Linked DNA regions of Mus musculus: regions 2 and 3 are each linked to region 1. Evidence: chromatin loops called from intact Hi-C (ENCODE). Cell type or tissue: gastrocnemius. All regions are shown on one strand.

Evidence for each region. A loop is a pair of places that touch in the nucleus more often than their neighbours do. Peaks named below come from ENCODE experiments on the same cell type or tissue, not always from the same donor. Only the 100,000 strongest peaks of a DNase experiment are listed, where the experiment ranks them.
Region 2: a loop joins it to region 1, with 2.5 times the contacts of the local background. A loop is called at or near these places in 18 of 42 quality-filtered maps.
Region 3: a loop joins it to region 1, with 4 times the contacts of the local background. A loop is called at or near these places in 29 of 42 quality-filtered maps.

The regions. Positions count from the first base shown.
Region 1 is chr2:148,407,403-148,412,402 of GRCm38, reverse strand. Thbd (thrombomodulin) reads left to right here and starts at 4,215. Exons shown (of 1, transcript NM_009378.3): 1 at 4,215-5,000. The coding sequence starts at 4,457. In gastrocnemius, CTCF peaks have their summits at 3,022 and 4,092; DNase peaks (open chromatin) are centred at 3,041, 4,254 and 4,765; H3K4me3 peaks cover 1,831 bases; H3K27ac peaks cover 2,088 bases.
Region 2 is chr2:148,652,909-148,657,908 of GRCm38, reverse strand. No RefSeq gene overlaps it. Among named protein-coding and RNA genes, the nearest start is that of Nxt1, 17 kb to the left of the region's middle. In gastrocnemius, a CTCF peak has its summit at 2,729; a DNase peak (open chromatin) is centred at 2,741.
Region 3 is chr2:148,569,617-148,574,616 of GRCm38, reverse strand. No RefSeq gene overlaps it. Among named protein-coding and RNA genes, the nearest start is that of Gm46770, 10 kb to the right of the region's middle. In gastrocnemius, a CTCF peak has its summit at 2,253 (motif pointing right); a DNase peak (open chromatin) is centred at 2,258.

The sequences.
Region 1 (5,000 bases):
CCATGTAAAGGAGCAAAATTAAAGAGGGGAATTGTTCCCTCACTGGCAAAAGAGCTTTTTGCACATAAAGCTGGCACATTGTAGGACTATTGGACATCCCCTGTGGTAAGACCTTCCATTGATACCTCTTATCAGGTTTAGCAGAATAAGCTCTCTGACCCGTTAACAAGTCAAAAGTCCAATCTCTCTGCTCTGGAGTTAAAGCAGCAGCGTTTGCTCGGGCCTGCGCCTGTGCAGCCTCTCGCCACAGAGATCTCCATTCCAAATATTTGCCCATATTAGGGAGAGCGGCTTTTGCAATCATTTGCCAGTCGGCAGGAGTTAGTGCCATGCTGGCAAGCCTGTCTAACTGCACCAAGGTAAAATTAGCATTGATTCCATATTTAATCTGCACATATTCTACCGGAGCGTGGACACGCCCACCCTCGGCTCCTTTAAAGACTGGAAATGCCTGTTGTATTTTCCTTTGTTCCTCTCGGGGAATGAATGAGTCTGCGCACTGCCTTTCTGCGCACTGCTGACGCACTACGGGCTGACGCACTACGCAGGGCGGGGACTCCGCATAGGGCGGGAGTGCACCTGGTAGCCGATTGCCCTGAGGCCAATTAGCAAACTGGCCTTCGCCAGCCGCTTTTGGCTTTTTTCTTGACCAATTAGCTGGCTGGTAATGGGCTGCTTCTTCCTCCCAGTCTGTTTCCTCAGAGGAGGATTCTTCACTTGCTTCAGAGTTACTAAGAGCTGGCTTCCTGAGCTCATCTAGTGACGAGTATCTCCTAGAGACCTCCGCTAATCGATCTTTTTTCTTCTCCCTTTTTCCTCTTTTTCTTCTAATCTCTCTCCAGGTATTCCTACCTAACCTTAACTTTTCCTCGGGTTCAAGACCCTTGGAAAGGCCTGTATACTTACCGTTTCTCCTTGCTCCTACTCTCTCTCCCCGCTTTACTTCTGATAGACTGCCCTGAATTTCCTCTAGAATTTTCAGCCCTATCTTAAGCACTATATAACATGTGAAAAGGAACAAAAGGGCTCCTAACACTAGAAAAAATTCAAGGCCAAACATTTTCCACTTTACTTCTGATAGACTGTCCTGAATTTCCTTAGAAAGTTCAAGATCAGACTTACCTCGTTCCCCAGCTGAAAAGTTCTGAATTCATACAGTTGAATCCTTCTTAACAGTCTGCTTTACGGGAACCTTTATCACCGTCGTTCCCCAGCTGATGAGTTCTGAATTCGGCAGTTGAATCCTTCTCAACAGTCTGTGTTACGGGAACCTTTATCACCGTCGTTCCCCAGCTGATGAGTTCTGAATTCGGCAGTTGAATCCTTCTCAACAGTCTGTGTTACGGGAACCTTTATAAACGTGATCCGCAGTTCTGGTTCTGAAATGAAGTATCCCTCCTGCGCCAGTCCGGAGTTTTTTCTCGTCCCGGATTTTCTCGTCCCGGAATTCGGCACCAATTGTTATTCGACGCGTTCTCACGACCGGCCAGGAAGAACACCACAGACCAGAATCTTCTGCGGCAAAGCTTTATTCTTACATCTTCAGGAAAAGAGAGCAAGAAGCAAGAGAGAGAGAAAACGAAAACCCCGTCCCTCTTAAGGAGCATTCTCCTTCGCCTCGGACGTGTCACTCCCTGATTGGCTGCAGCCCATCGGCCGAGTTGACGTCACGGGGAAGGCAGAGCACAAGTAGTCATAAGATACCCTTGGCACATGCGCAGATTATTTGTTTACCACTTAGAACACAGGATGTCAGCGCCATCTTGTAACGGCGAATGTGGGGGCGGCTCCCAACAATAGTCATTTGGGAAGAGAGAAGCTCAGTTGTAAAAATGCCCCCAGTTGATTGGCCTGTAGGCAAGCCTGTGGTGCACTTTCTTGACTGATGATTGATGTGGACGGGCCCATCTCCTTGTGGGAAGTGCCACTCTTGGGCTGGTTGGTCCTGGGTGATATAAGAAGACAAGCTGAGCAAACCATTGAGAAGCAAGGCAGTAAGCAACATTTCACTCTGGCCTCTGTGTCCGTTCCTGCCCTTAGGTTCACGCCCTGACTCCTCTGGACAATGAACCTTAAGCAGGAAGATGAAACAAACTGCTCTCTCCTCAAGTTGCGTTTGGTCATGGTGTTTTCTCACAGCCACAGAAACCCTAATTAAGGCAGTTGTCGTATTGAAAAGTCCCCACTCAGGAGGGTAACCACCATTTAATTCCATGCTCTCACAGCACTGAATAATCCCACCAGTTCACACTCTGCAGACAGTGCCTCTGGTCCATGCCCTGTTGTCTTCTACCTAGGGGATGCCCCTACTCTGGAACAGTGCCCCTGGAGGTCCCATCCCACATAAGAAAGCTGCCCCCTTCTCTAGAGGCTATCCCCTTGTCCAACCCCTAGTCATTCTTCTCTCTTTCCTAGGACCCAGGCATTGCTATATTTATTCCCATTCCCTCTGGAGTTTTCTTTCCTGGAGAGCTGAGGCAGCTTTGACCCAATAAAGACAACGTCAGTCAAGGGGGTGGTGGACTCTACAGGTCCCAGCTCTGGCTTGACAGAGACAGAGTCCCACATGGGCAAGCAGATGGAGGATGTTCCACCTGCTTCTTTTTACAATTTCAGTGCTTTCATTTCACCCTCTTTTTTTTTTTTTTTTTTTTTTTTTTTTTTTTTTTTTTTTGGTTTTTTTGAGACAGGGTTTCTCTGTATAGCCCTGGCTGTCCTGGAGCTCACTTTGTAGACCAGGCTGGCCTCGAACTCAGAAATCTGCCTGCCTCATTTCACCCTCTTGGCCACGCGTCCCTCTGTGAATGTTTTTCTCCACGTGAGGACACCGCAGCCTTCTGTTCTCATCTAAAGTCCGAGCTGTACTGAACCAGAGAAGCTATTCATTTGTAAGCCATGGGAACTTCGCGAGGCTTCCCACAGACGAATTTCCTAACCTTCAGCTTTGCTCCAGGCAGTCTGAGCTGCTCCGTAGCAGTTGTAGTAAGTAATGCTCTACTGTCCTTGGATTGGTCTAGAGTTCAACAGCACCGCCTCCTGGCAGTGGGGTGGAAGTGACTGCCACGGAGTGCAGGGTCCTCTTGGTGTGTGTGTGTGTGTGTGTGTGTGTGTGTGTGTGTGTGTGTGATGACGCGCACGCTTGGGGAATAGGCAGATGAGAGAGGTGGGGAGGAGGTGGCTAAGCTTTGATTTGAACACAGCCCTCCACATTCTTGGTGAGTGCTTAGCATCTAAAAGTCTTAAGTGACAGATTCCCTTCCTCCCCTCCCAGCTGCCCACAAGACACTCCTCTTCAATGCCCTTTGTGAGCAAACGGATTGTGTAGGCACCTCTATCTTTTGAGACTCTCAAATGACGATGGAAATGATCACGTCAAAAGGAACCAAGTAGGCTCTATTGTAGCTCATACAGTCTCCTTGCAAAGCCCCCTCCCCCCCTCCCCACCCCGGGGCCAGTTTCATTGAGGGGTCTGAGATAGGCTTGGAGGAAAACAAAACAAACCAGAACAAAGGAACGCAACACACCTTCCCCAGAGGATTCTGCAGGAATTGAACTGGGAAAGGGGGCCATGATCTCTGAGCCCAGACAAAACTTGCACGATGTTCTCAAGCAACTAGATAGGGTCTGGCCTTGGAGATGCCTGCTCAGAACAGGAGAGGAATGGAGACTGGAGAAGGGTTTGGGGTTATTAGACCACTCTCTCCTCTTGCTGCCCTAGTATTGTTTCCCCTGGCCTCCTCCAAGGTCATTTGGGACCTAAACCTCCGATTGTCAATGCAGCCAGGCTTCCTGAGTTCCTGCCTTGCATTTAGCTCACCTTTTTCAGAGTCTTGCAAGTCTCAGACACACCTCTACTGGACTTTTCTTTTCCCTGCCCCACCAACCGGACCATCTTCCAAACTTTGGTAGCATCTATGTGGAAGTGTGAGTGTGAGTGTGTGTGTGTTCGCGTCTGAGTGTGTGTACGTGTGTAGAGGTTTAAACACAGGCTACCCGCGGGCTATACCGGAGAGTCTGGGGCAGGAACTGTCGTCTTGCTGACACAGTTCTGTTCTGTGGTGGCGCCTGCAGGCCACGCCCGAGGGCCTCCCAACGCCCAGACAGACTTTTTAACTCATCGCGCAGAGGTGATCCCAGGCTGGAGGGCGGGCGCAAGGCGTCCGGAGAACCCAGTAATCCGAGAACGCAGCATCAGCCCTTCCCACCAGGCACTTCCTTCCTTTTCCCGAACGTGCAAAGAGGGAGGGCCGCGCATTTATAAACTGGAGCTTCAGCGGAGTGGCATGTTAGAGGCTGCCTCGCAGGGACTAGGAGCCTGGGCTAGAAACGTCTAGGTTGTGATAGAGGCTAGCTGCTGTCGCCGCAGGCATACGGAAACCCCTCTGCCTGGACTGGGTGTCTGCACCAGCGCAGGGCTAGCTTTTCTCGGAACTTGCACGGTGCACCCCTGGACAGCATGCTTGGGATTTTCTTTCTGGGTGTGCTGGCTCCAGCTAGCCTGGGGCTCTCCGCACTAGCCAAGCTGCAGCCCACAGGCAGTCAATGCGTGGAGCATGAGTGCTTCGCGCTTTTCCAGGGCCCCGCGACCTTCCTCGATGCCAGCCAGGCCTGCCAGCGCCTGCAAGGACATTTGATGACAGTGCGCTCCTCAGTGGCTGCCGATGTCATCTCCCTTCTGCTGAGCCAGAGCAGTATGGATTTAGGGCCCTGGATCGGTTTACAGCTCCCGCAGGGCTGTGACGACCCGGTGCATCTCGGGCCCCTGCGCGGCTTCCAGTGGGTTACTGGCGATAACCACACCAGTTACAGCAGGTGGGCGCGGCCCAACGACCAGACGGCTCCACTCTGCGGCCCTCTGTGCGTCACGGTCTCGACAGCAACTGAAGCTGCACCCGGCGAGCCGGCCTGGGAAGAGAAGCCATGCGAGACTGAGACCCAGGGTTTCCTCTGTGAGTTTTACTTCACAGCTTCCTGCAGGCCTCTGACGGTGAATACTCGCG
Region 2 (5,000 bases), 250 kb before region 1:
TATGTTGTATGACTTTTATCTCAAGTATTAAACAGAGGGAAAGAAAGAAATCCCTTCTTTCAAGACTTAAATGCCACATGTTCTCTGGTATCTCCACTGGTTTCTCAGCTACAGGTATCCTTAGAGACTTTCTTTTCCTACCCTGGGCCATCTGTTTGTACCTCTGACTTGGTGAGCACTGGGTCAGAGTCTGAGCCATGTTACTCTCTCCCTGTGAGCTCATACTGCGTCAGCCTTACCAGATCCACTCATGCTTCACAGTTCCTACTAGATCTACAGCAAGAGCCTCATTAGCTTTGGGGATGATTAGAGAAATCCAGGCAGATCAAGCAGAAAGATACAGGGAGATGGGGGTGTTTAGAACCAGGTAGATCTGCAAGGTCAAGAGTGAATTGTCTAATCCATGCATGCTCAGTTTCTGAATCTGCACTGCTGATGCAGACATGGGGATGGATGACTTGATGCCCTGGTGGGTACAGCTCTACTAGGTTGCCGTCCAACAAACTCTGTCTCTGCCTTCCTTTCTTCCCCTAATTGGTATACTGGCTCTTCTAAGCTGAGTCTAAACAGCTTTCCAAGGGGTTTTCCTGGGGTCAGAGAACTCACCCCTATGACTTCCTGTCTATAGCTCCCTTATGATAGATTAGTATACCAGTTGTCATCTGTATACTAAGCTATTATACCAGCTATCAACTATATACTAGACTAGCATATTAACTGCTCACAGTATACTAGACTAGCATGCCAACTGTTCACTTTATACTAAACTAGCATACCAACCTCCAATTATATACTAGACTAGTATGCCAGTTGATAAAGTATCTGCTTGTGCAAAGGTATGGACCCAAGTTTGGATACCCAGAACCCACATAAAAGCTAGATGCTGCAGCATACAGCTATAGAGTTAAATATATAACTCTAGCTTTGTAGACTGAGGTATGAAGATCACTACCTAACTAGTCTACTTGAATCGATGAGCTCCAGATTTATCAAGACCTTATCTCAAAGATAAGGTTGGGCCATGGCCAAGTCTTCTAGTTAGGGTATTCTTATGGCCCCCAATACCTAAGGGACTTCCTGCTGCCTCAAATAATCTACCCTCCACAGTTAGAAGTAAACAGAAGAAACCTAGAATGTTCTATAACCTGCTTTCTCATGGACAGAAGCTAAGGCTCCTTTGCGAAAGTGGTATCTCCTAGGCAGCTCACTCTTAGTGACTGGACATCCAGCCAACAAGATGTGGGTGCCTAGGAGCCACCAAGTCTGGTTCTTTCATCATTCATGTAAATGTTACAGCTTTGCTCCAGCTGGGGGAGATTTTCCCAGTGAAAGTGTTACAGCTCTTCTCTGAGAGGGATCCCAGCAATAAATCGTGAGCCAAAGAATACCACAAAGTCACTGCATAACAACCTCACACAAGGGATTTATTGGGGGAGAAAAGGCCAGAAGGGTGGCAGACTTTATATAGGGTTTCTTGCGGGAGGGGCACAGCTTTTCAGAGTGGCCTAGGATTGGTAGAATTTTTGTGATCTGATCTTGGAGCAAGCATAGGGATTGGTAAAGTTTCTGGTTTAGGGACTTATAGGATTTTGTGCTCAGGGATTGATGTGATTCTTTGGCTTGATTTTGAGGCAAGCACAATTGGTGGGATTGTTTCTTGGCTCTGGTCTTGGGCTATGGGTCAAGTTAGAGTCAGGGAGTTTTCCCCTTTGGTCATGGTCTTTTACCCTACAATTCATCTTCCCTGACTGGTGAGTACTACTCTCCTGGACTCCATGCCTAGTACAAAGCTCCAAGTTGTTCTATTAGTCTTGTATACATTTGGCTGTTGGCAGAGGGCATGGGTATGGTGACTCATTAGTTAAAGGCATCTGCTGTCTAGCCTGATGACCAGGGTTCAATCCCTGGAATCTATATGGTGGAAAGAGAGAACTGACTCTCACATGTTGTTCTCATGCGCTGACGACCCTGTCCTGCCTCAGTCTCTGGACCCCACTAGGTGTACTTCTTACACTTCTGTGGTCATGTCATGTTTTCTGCTGGTGGCTGTGTGTATGTGTAGGATTGGGTGTGGGTTAAGGTTAGGGTTTCTTTGGGGACTGAGTCAGGAGGATGCCTAGCCAACTTGGCTAAATTGATGATGTGCTCCAGATTCAGTGAGAGCCTACACCTCAAAAAACAAGATGAAAAGGCTTGATGAGTCTGCACAGCTGGAGTTACAGGTGCACATCAGAGCATATCTGCATATACACATACAAACACAAGAAATAAAAATAATATAAAGGACCATTAAAGAAAACATCTAATATTGATATATGCCTTTCGCACACTTGCACACCATATGTGCATTCACACCCACATCTGTACATACATACATACATGAACACATATATCATACATGAGCATATACATAAACAAGCTTCAGAATTCATAAAAAGGCATACTGACATTTGTAGGCTAGCCTTCAGCATCAGTTTCTAAAGCAGGAGCAATTTGCATTTCTAACCACCTCCTAGAATTGCTACTCCTGCCATCAAGGATAATACAGTAGGACCACTGTGCTGACTACAGTATAAACACTCACAGTACAGAAATCATACATTATCATCCAATAAAACAATTTTACACTACTTGACTGTTGATTCAGGCTCAAAGGTTGAGCCTCCATTTCCCCTGTTTGGAAGCTGCCTGCAGCTGGCCTACTCTTGGATGCTGAGTTGACATTTAAAGTATCTGCCACACGAGGGTGCTCTCGCCTATTCTAAGCACAATGCTAGGCTAAGATGCTGCACTGAGTTCCTGTTATCTCTTAGAAGGCATCTATTTCTCTCTTAGCTCAAACATTTGACAAACGGAAATTTCTAAGGATACCTCTCTTGTCTGAATGGATGGTGGTACACAGGGCTTTGTTCTTGTGGCTTTATTTTTTAGAATGTAGAAACTCTGGGTTTGTTTATCTGCTGTTTAAAGGCTCCAATCTTGGGTTGTTTCTGTCTCTGAAGTTCTTGCTAACAATGCTTCTTGGTTAGGATTTTAGGTACCTGGCCAGCACTTAAATAAAATAAAAATAATATAAAAGACCATTAAAGAAAACATCTAATATTTATGTATGCCTTGCACACTATATGTGCATTCACACCCACATCTGTACATACAGACATGAACACATATACCATAAAGGAGCATATACATAAACAACTTTGTACTAGACATGGGTCCAGGTGGGTAGTACATAAAAGGCAGAGGGGATGGTAAGGAACCTGCCCTGGAGGACCCCAGGCAGCCATTTCTTGTTAACCATATGCCACTGATTGTGAGCTGCCCAAAGGAGGTACCACTTCCACAGAGGACCCAGGTACTATCCATGAAAAACAAACAAACAAACAAACAAACAAACAAAACCAAAACAGGTTATCATAGAACATTCTAGGTTTTCTCTTCCTACTTCCAGCTATGGAGGGTACTAAGGGGAGCAGAAAGTCCCATCTCTATTGGGAGCCATAAGGATACCCTAAGAAGGTGCGCTAGCTATGCTCCAAGCTAATAAAACTAGCTAAAAATTTCTTGGCAATTTCCCCAATAAGAGTCACTAATGAATGGCTGGAGTTGATAAATCAAATGATTGAAATATACACTCACTTAGAATTTAGAGGTTGCTAATAAAAAAAAAAACCAAAAAACAACAACAACAACAACAAAAACCAGAAAAGCTTGTGGCGATTGCATGCACGTGCTAGTTACACCGGTGTAGCATTGCCCCAATTACCTGACAGAAAACTTACAGGGAAGAGGGATTTGTTTCAGCTCACTGTTTTAGAGATTATTGGATAGAATTTCATAATGGTTGGGATGTGACACACAAGGTTCTCTTCATTGCAGGCAGAAAGTAGAGATGAGCAGGAATACACTAGAACAAGATACTCCCAGCAACACACCCTTCATGGCCTGCTTCCCTTAGCAACAACTTACACTTTAAGATTTCCAGGACCTCCCCAAATTATACAACCATGTGGGAGCCAAGTCCTTAACACACGGGCTTTGGGGGGAATATTTCCTCTATTAGTTAATTCTTGTTGCTGTGACAAAGTGTTTGAGAAAACTAGCCTAAAGAAGGAAAGGTATATTGTGCCTTGAACATCTTGCAACTCCAGTGGAGGGAACATGAGACAGCTGGTTATGAGTCCACAGTCAGGAATCAAAGGGAGTTGAATGCTGGTGCTTAGAACACTTTCTCCCCCTTTTCCTTTCATTCTTCTGAGCATCCTGCCATGGGAAGGTGCTGTCCATTCTTGCGCGCGCAGGACTGGCCAGTAGTAACGACGCTGCAACAGGATCCTTCTGCACACGTTTATTGGGAGAGCTTTATTGCAGAGGCGAAGAGACCCCAAGCCCAGAATTGGTGCTGCTTATATAGGCCTAGGAGAGGCGTGTCTCACACCCAGATTGGTTATGTACTAAGCCTCATTTGCATGTTCCTCATCTGATTGGCTACTCTCTCTCTCTCTGTACCTCACAGAGCCTCATTATCATACCTCATTTGCATGTCTCACATCTGATTGGTTATACTCCCAAAGCCTCATTATCATGCCCGGGCCAGGCAGTGTCTTTGAAAAAACTTTACTGCATATGTACACATTGGTTGTTTGTCCAAACTTATGCGTGGTGGCCAGCAGTAGTCAGTGCCACTCTGCAACGGCACATGTGGCTTCCCACAGTCCATGTGTAGGAAAGACCTTCACATTCACAATTCAACCTCTCTGGAAATATCCCTCAGGCACACCCAGAGGAGTAGCCTCTAATTCATTCTGATCCAGTCAAGATGACCATGAGGATTAACAAGCTTTACCTATCCAAACTACAGCATTGGGGGATTTGGATTAGAAGGGAAAAAAAGACCAGGGACAACAAGCTTTTTTCCAGAACCTTCCTTTGCTCCTTGATAGTTACACTATAGCTACAACACTGGCTTTAACACTTCATAGAATTAAAGGTAGCCTCTT
Region 3 (5,000 bases), 160 kb before region 1:
ATTGTTCTACTGGCTGCAAGGTAGCAACATCCAGATGCTGAGATAGGAGTGCTGTGAGTTAGAGACAAGCCTAAGGTACACTCTGCAGTCTCAAACAAACCTTAGTAACTGAAGTTGTTGGTCATGCCATAGATGATTAATTATCCTGTGAGCAACTATCAGTACCTTCTTGGTTGCCAGGCAGGAAGGGGAAGGAAGCCTGTAACCCAGGAATCTTGATCTCTAAGCACTGTGGTATAGATGGAAGCCCAGAACATCCAACACATGAATGAGTAGAAAGTGGGTAACAGGGTCACCAGTACCTGAGTGTGCGGACATAGGCATCTCATATGGCCAGGCCAGGGATTAAAGGGTAATGAACTCTATACAGCATTTCATTTCTGTCAGGATGATCTATGCATCCACTCTTCAGTCTTATAGAGAGAAGCAGAATGTGACCTTCTCAACACATCTCGCTGTGTATTAAATTTCAAATACAACATTGGTTTTAGCCACAGAGGAATGTGTTATGAGGCTTATACATCAGCACTTCAGGGCTTTAGACAGCATAGGTTTTCTATAGTTCTAAGTTTGACCTATTAGATTTAAAAGGCCCATTGGAGGGCCCTATTGATTTTTCATTTCTGAGGTTACAAATGACCACAAACACAGTGGCTTAACACATTAGCGTCTAACTGATGTGACCTGACTCACAGGCAGCATTCAGAAACCCAACGCTGCTCATACCGTGCTAAGTCCAAACCCAACGCTGCTCATACCGTGCTAAGTCCAGGGACTTCTCTGCAGGACTTCTCTGCTCTGCAAGTTCTAGGAGCAACTGAGCAATCTGCCTCGAGTTCCAAGTCTGGGCACCCTCATCTCTTCAAAGGCAGAGCCATTGCCCCTACCCTTTTGTCCCCTCTGTCACTGTTAAGGCCTCTTGTGATCATGTTGGTCTGATCTAGATAAGAAGGACACAACCGTGTCCCAGCATAACATGGTTATAATTGTTTTCTTTGCCATTAGCTATTGTTGTCAATCTCTTTCTCTGCCTAAATTATAAATTAAACTTCATCACAGATGTGTCTGTATAGCAAAACATATCAGATCTAGCATTTGGCACAACCCCTAGTCTTTGGCATCAGCTGAGGGCTGTGGACTGTGTCCTCTGTGGATAAGGAAGGACTAGTGGGTAGCATGCTTCAAAGGAATCATTGGAAGTAATAAACTAATATAGACTGTTTTAATCAGTTTACATGAAACTGCCCAAGTGCTGAGCAAAGAGGAAACGAAAGTCTACTTAGATTTGCATGTATTTTCCAAAATGTACAAACAATAATTTGTAAGTCAAATTTAATATTTATGAGGAAATTGAGGCTTCAATTTTTTTACATATTTAATAAATGAGATGTTAGCATGAAATATCTTTGCTCCTTGGACACAGGAGTTACTGATAGAGCTCCTCCCCAAAGCCTCTTTCAGGATCTACTCCATACTTCCTTTGTAGGGCTGCTGGTGGCTCAAAGCCTTCCAGAGATTGATCTGAGTCTATAAGACCTGTAGGCCCAGGGACCCCTTAGAAGTGGGACAGCCCACTATAAGGTCACAACACGTAGAACAGGCTTTCCATCCTCATAGAGTCAGATGCAGCTGACTCTGGGGAGCGTATTGTTGACCGTGTCTTTTGTAGTTCCTGTTTGTAAAGCTCCTCTTGGGTTTGACTTCCTGGCAGAGAAGCAGGAAAGTCCATGGAGGTCAGTTTCACAGAAGCTCAGGTGAAAGAGTTAATTTCCCTAGGTGACCCACTTTCTGTCTCAAAATGGAGCCTCCTGGGTGGACGTGTCACTTTGTTAATGCATTCTAGTCACATTTGTTACCTGTGACATTTCCACTAATAGTTATATGGAAGCAGCTTTCACTGTTTCTCAGGATTCATATTTTCATATACCAAACAAAAACAGTTATGGGTGGTTTTCCCTTAATGACTTAGAGTTTCATTTATTCATTTGGTGATGGTTAACCCAGTGCCTTGTGCATATGCTATACCACCAAACTACACTACCTGCCATATTGATTTAGAAATACAAGTTGGTACTTTAATTATCTGTTTCTTGACTTTCAAAGTATTAGCAGATTTTATAAAATGTTGTGGAACTTACAGGAGAAGGTTAGGGTGTTAGGTAATCTCTCTTAGATTTATTTATGTATTTATTATCTCTATAGCTGTGTCCATAATTATGTGTGTCCAGCACATTTTAGCAATGCTCTCGGCAGCCAGCAGAGGGTGTCAGATCCTCTGGAACAGTGGTCTTCACCTTCCTAATGCTATAGCCTTTAATACATTTCCTTATGTTGTGGTGAATCCCCAGCCATAAAACTATTTTGCTGCTACTTCATAACTGTAATTTTGCTATTGTTATGGCTTGTGATATAAATATATGATATGCAGGATATCTGATATATGACTCTTGTAAAAAGGTCCTTTGACACCCCCCCCCCCCCACACACACACACATACACAAAGCGGTCATGACCCACAGTTTGCTTTAAAATTAGATTTACAGATGGTTGGGAGCTGACATGTGGTTGCTGGAAATCAAAGTTGGGTTCTCTGAAAGAGCAATCAGTTCTTTTAACCACTGAGCTATTTCTCTAGCCCAGTTTCTTAGGTTCTTATATGTGGCATGACGTCAATTGGAAAATATTTTTGCTTAGGTTGTTTGTATCTGTATTCATAGGCAGTGATTTGTTATTGTTTCTTCTCTCATTAACCATGTACAGTTGTTTTATAAAAACTTTTTGGGGTTTTTCTGTTATCTGAAGTATGCTGGCCAGTCTAGTGGCCAACTGCCATATGTGGGTGGCTATTAAGCTTGTCAAGTGCTATTAGTGAGTACTAAGGCATTGGAACACACTGGATTTTGAAGACTTTGTACAAAACATAAGAATATTAAAATATCTCAGCAATTTGTATCTAAGAATGGTAATATTTGGAGTATATAAAACCAGATAAGATTTATTATAATGTTAGAATCTAAATATATGCATGTATTGTCAACAGGAAGCAACTCTACTCTTCATAGTATGTCTTAATATTACTGCACTGGAAGTAGAAAAGGACCAGAGGGGAGAAGGAGTAAAGGCTAATGTGGAGAGGGCTGTTTCTTCGGGGAACTGGCCCACGCCTGCATACATGTTTGTATTTCAGGCCTGGTTATTAGGAAGATGAACATGGTGAGAGTTGTCTCCATACAAGTGGAAAGCCCCTCCAGGGCCTTCTCCTCAGGCTTCCAACCAGTGCTTGGAGGAGACCCAGACCACCAACTGTAAGAAAACAGGAGGAATCAGTACAGTGCCCAGCACAGGGCAGCTTACTCTCCAGGACAGGCTCGACATGGCACGCACACCAACTGGGTCTGTAGGACTCTTGCAGTGTGAAAGGAGAGCATGTGACTTCATGACCTTGCTAAGCCAATTAGTCATCTTACTCTGAGGAGAAGGATAAGCACGAGGGTGGAGAAAGCAAACAGAAGATTGTTCCAGCTGCTCCTAGAACAAACAGATCATTTTATTCGATATTTATGGGGAGCGATTAATTTCATCCCAGACAATCAAATAGCAAAGGATTTTCTATTTATCCTGACAGCAGGAATTCCAGGCTGATACCATCCTTTCATTACAAATGTCATCACTTTAGTTATCATGGAATTCCTAGGCAGATAAATAAATAAACAAAAAAAGAATGAAATGAGAATCTGGTTCCTGGGGTGGTCACAACTTTGATGTGTTTTGCACTTTTCTCTATGTGTAATGTCCAAGGTGATGGTCATTATCTACTATAAGCTTGGTCCTCTTTATAGCAATAACACTCATTATTTTCCCACTTCCAAGTCACTAGGACAAGAAGTTGGTATTTGGCTCTCACAGGTCATATGGTGGAAGCCTCGAGTTCCGGGGCTTGAGATCAGGGCTTATCTCAAAGTGTAGGCGTACAATTTACCAATCTATTGCGCTGATCTTTGATAATTGTGTGGTGGAGATCGTTTGCAGACCCTCAAAGAAACATAGAAGACTCCTTGTCCAAAATCCCAGTACAAGAGAATGAAAAAACACCAAAACCCTCCCAAGCATTAACTAAATCAAGACACCACAGCCCATTGAGGCACTTGCATATTATCTCAAAGAGAAAACTCACCTACAATGTGCATATCTTGGCATTAAGTTTGAGTCAGTGCATAACTTAACACGCAAATGGGTTCCAGGTTTGGATGGACGCCATGATTGTGGTTGGGAACAGAGAGCTGTGATGTCTGGGCAGGGGAGTACAGAAAGTGTCCTGATTCCCCTGGAAAGTGAAAGTTCCTACCTAAGCACAGCCTCTATGAGGCTACACCTACATGTGTACTGGCACTGAGGAAGGTGTGGAGCAGGGAGAGGGAAGAGGATTACCAAGAGAAAAAGCATGGGATGTGGGCTCCGGAAAGAACTTTGCAAAGAAGAGGGCTCTAAGAATATGAGAAGCAGCTCACTATGGGAAATGTGGAGGGACATCTCTCAAAATTGAGTCTGAAGCCTGGCTCAGGAAGAACTTTGGTGGCTCTATTGGGCAGGAGAGAGAATGCTTTGATAGTGGAAAGAGCAGGCTTTGGTTTGGATCAGAAGTCAGATCATAGGCATCCTTAGAGGCCAAGAAGAGTTTAGATCTTAATGTAAAGCCAACAGGAAAGACACATGCAGCAGTGTTGAGTGGATGGGGGCTTTGAGTAGAGGAATAACATACTAGAATGTGTGTAAAAGATCGTTGTGGATAATGGAGATCAGGGATAAACTGTAAGAAGGAAAATGAGACAGACAGACAGAAAGAATACTCTGGGTGGTTGTGGAAGTAGTCCTAGGGTTTGAGGAGGTCTGGGGCATGAAAAAAGCAGTATAGCCAAATTCCTTGCTCAGAGTTAGCTTTGCCTTATGCCTGGTTTAGAATGTGACTTCAAAGCCCCTGCTCATTCTAAGTTCTAAGGCTT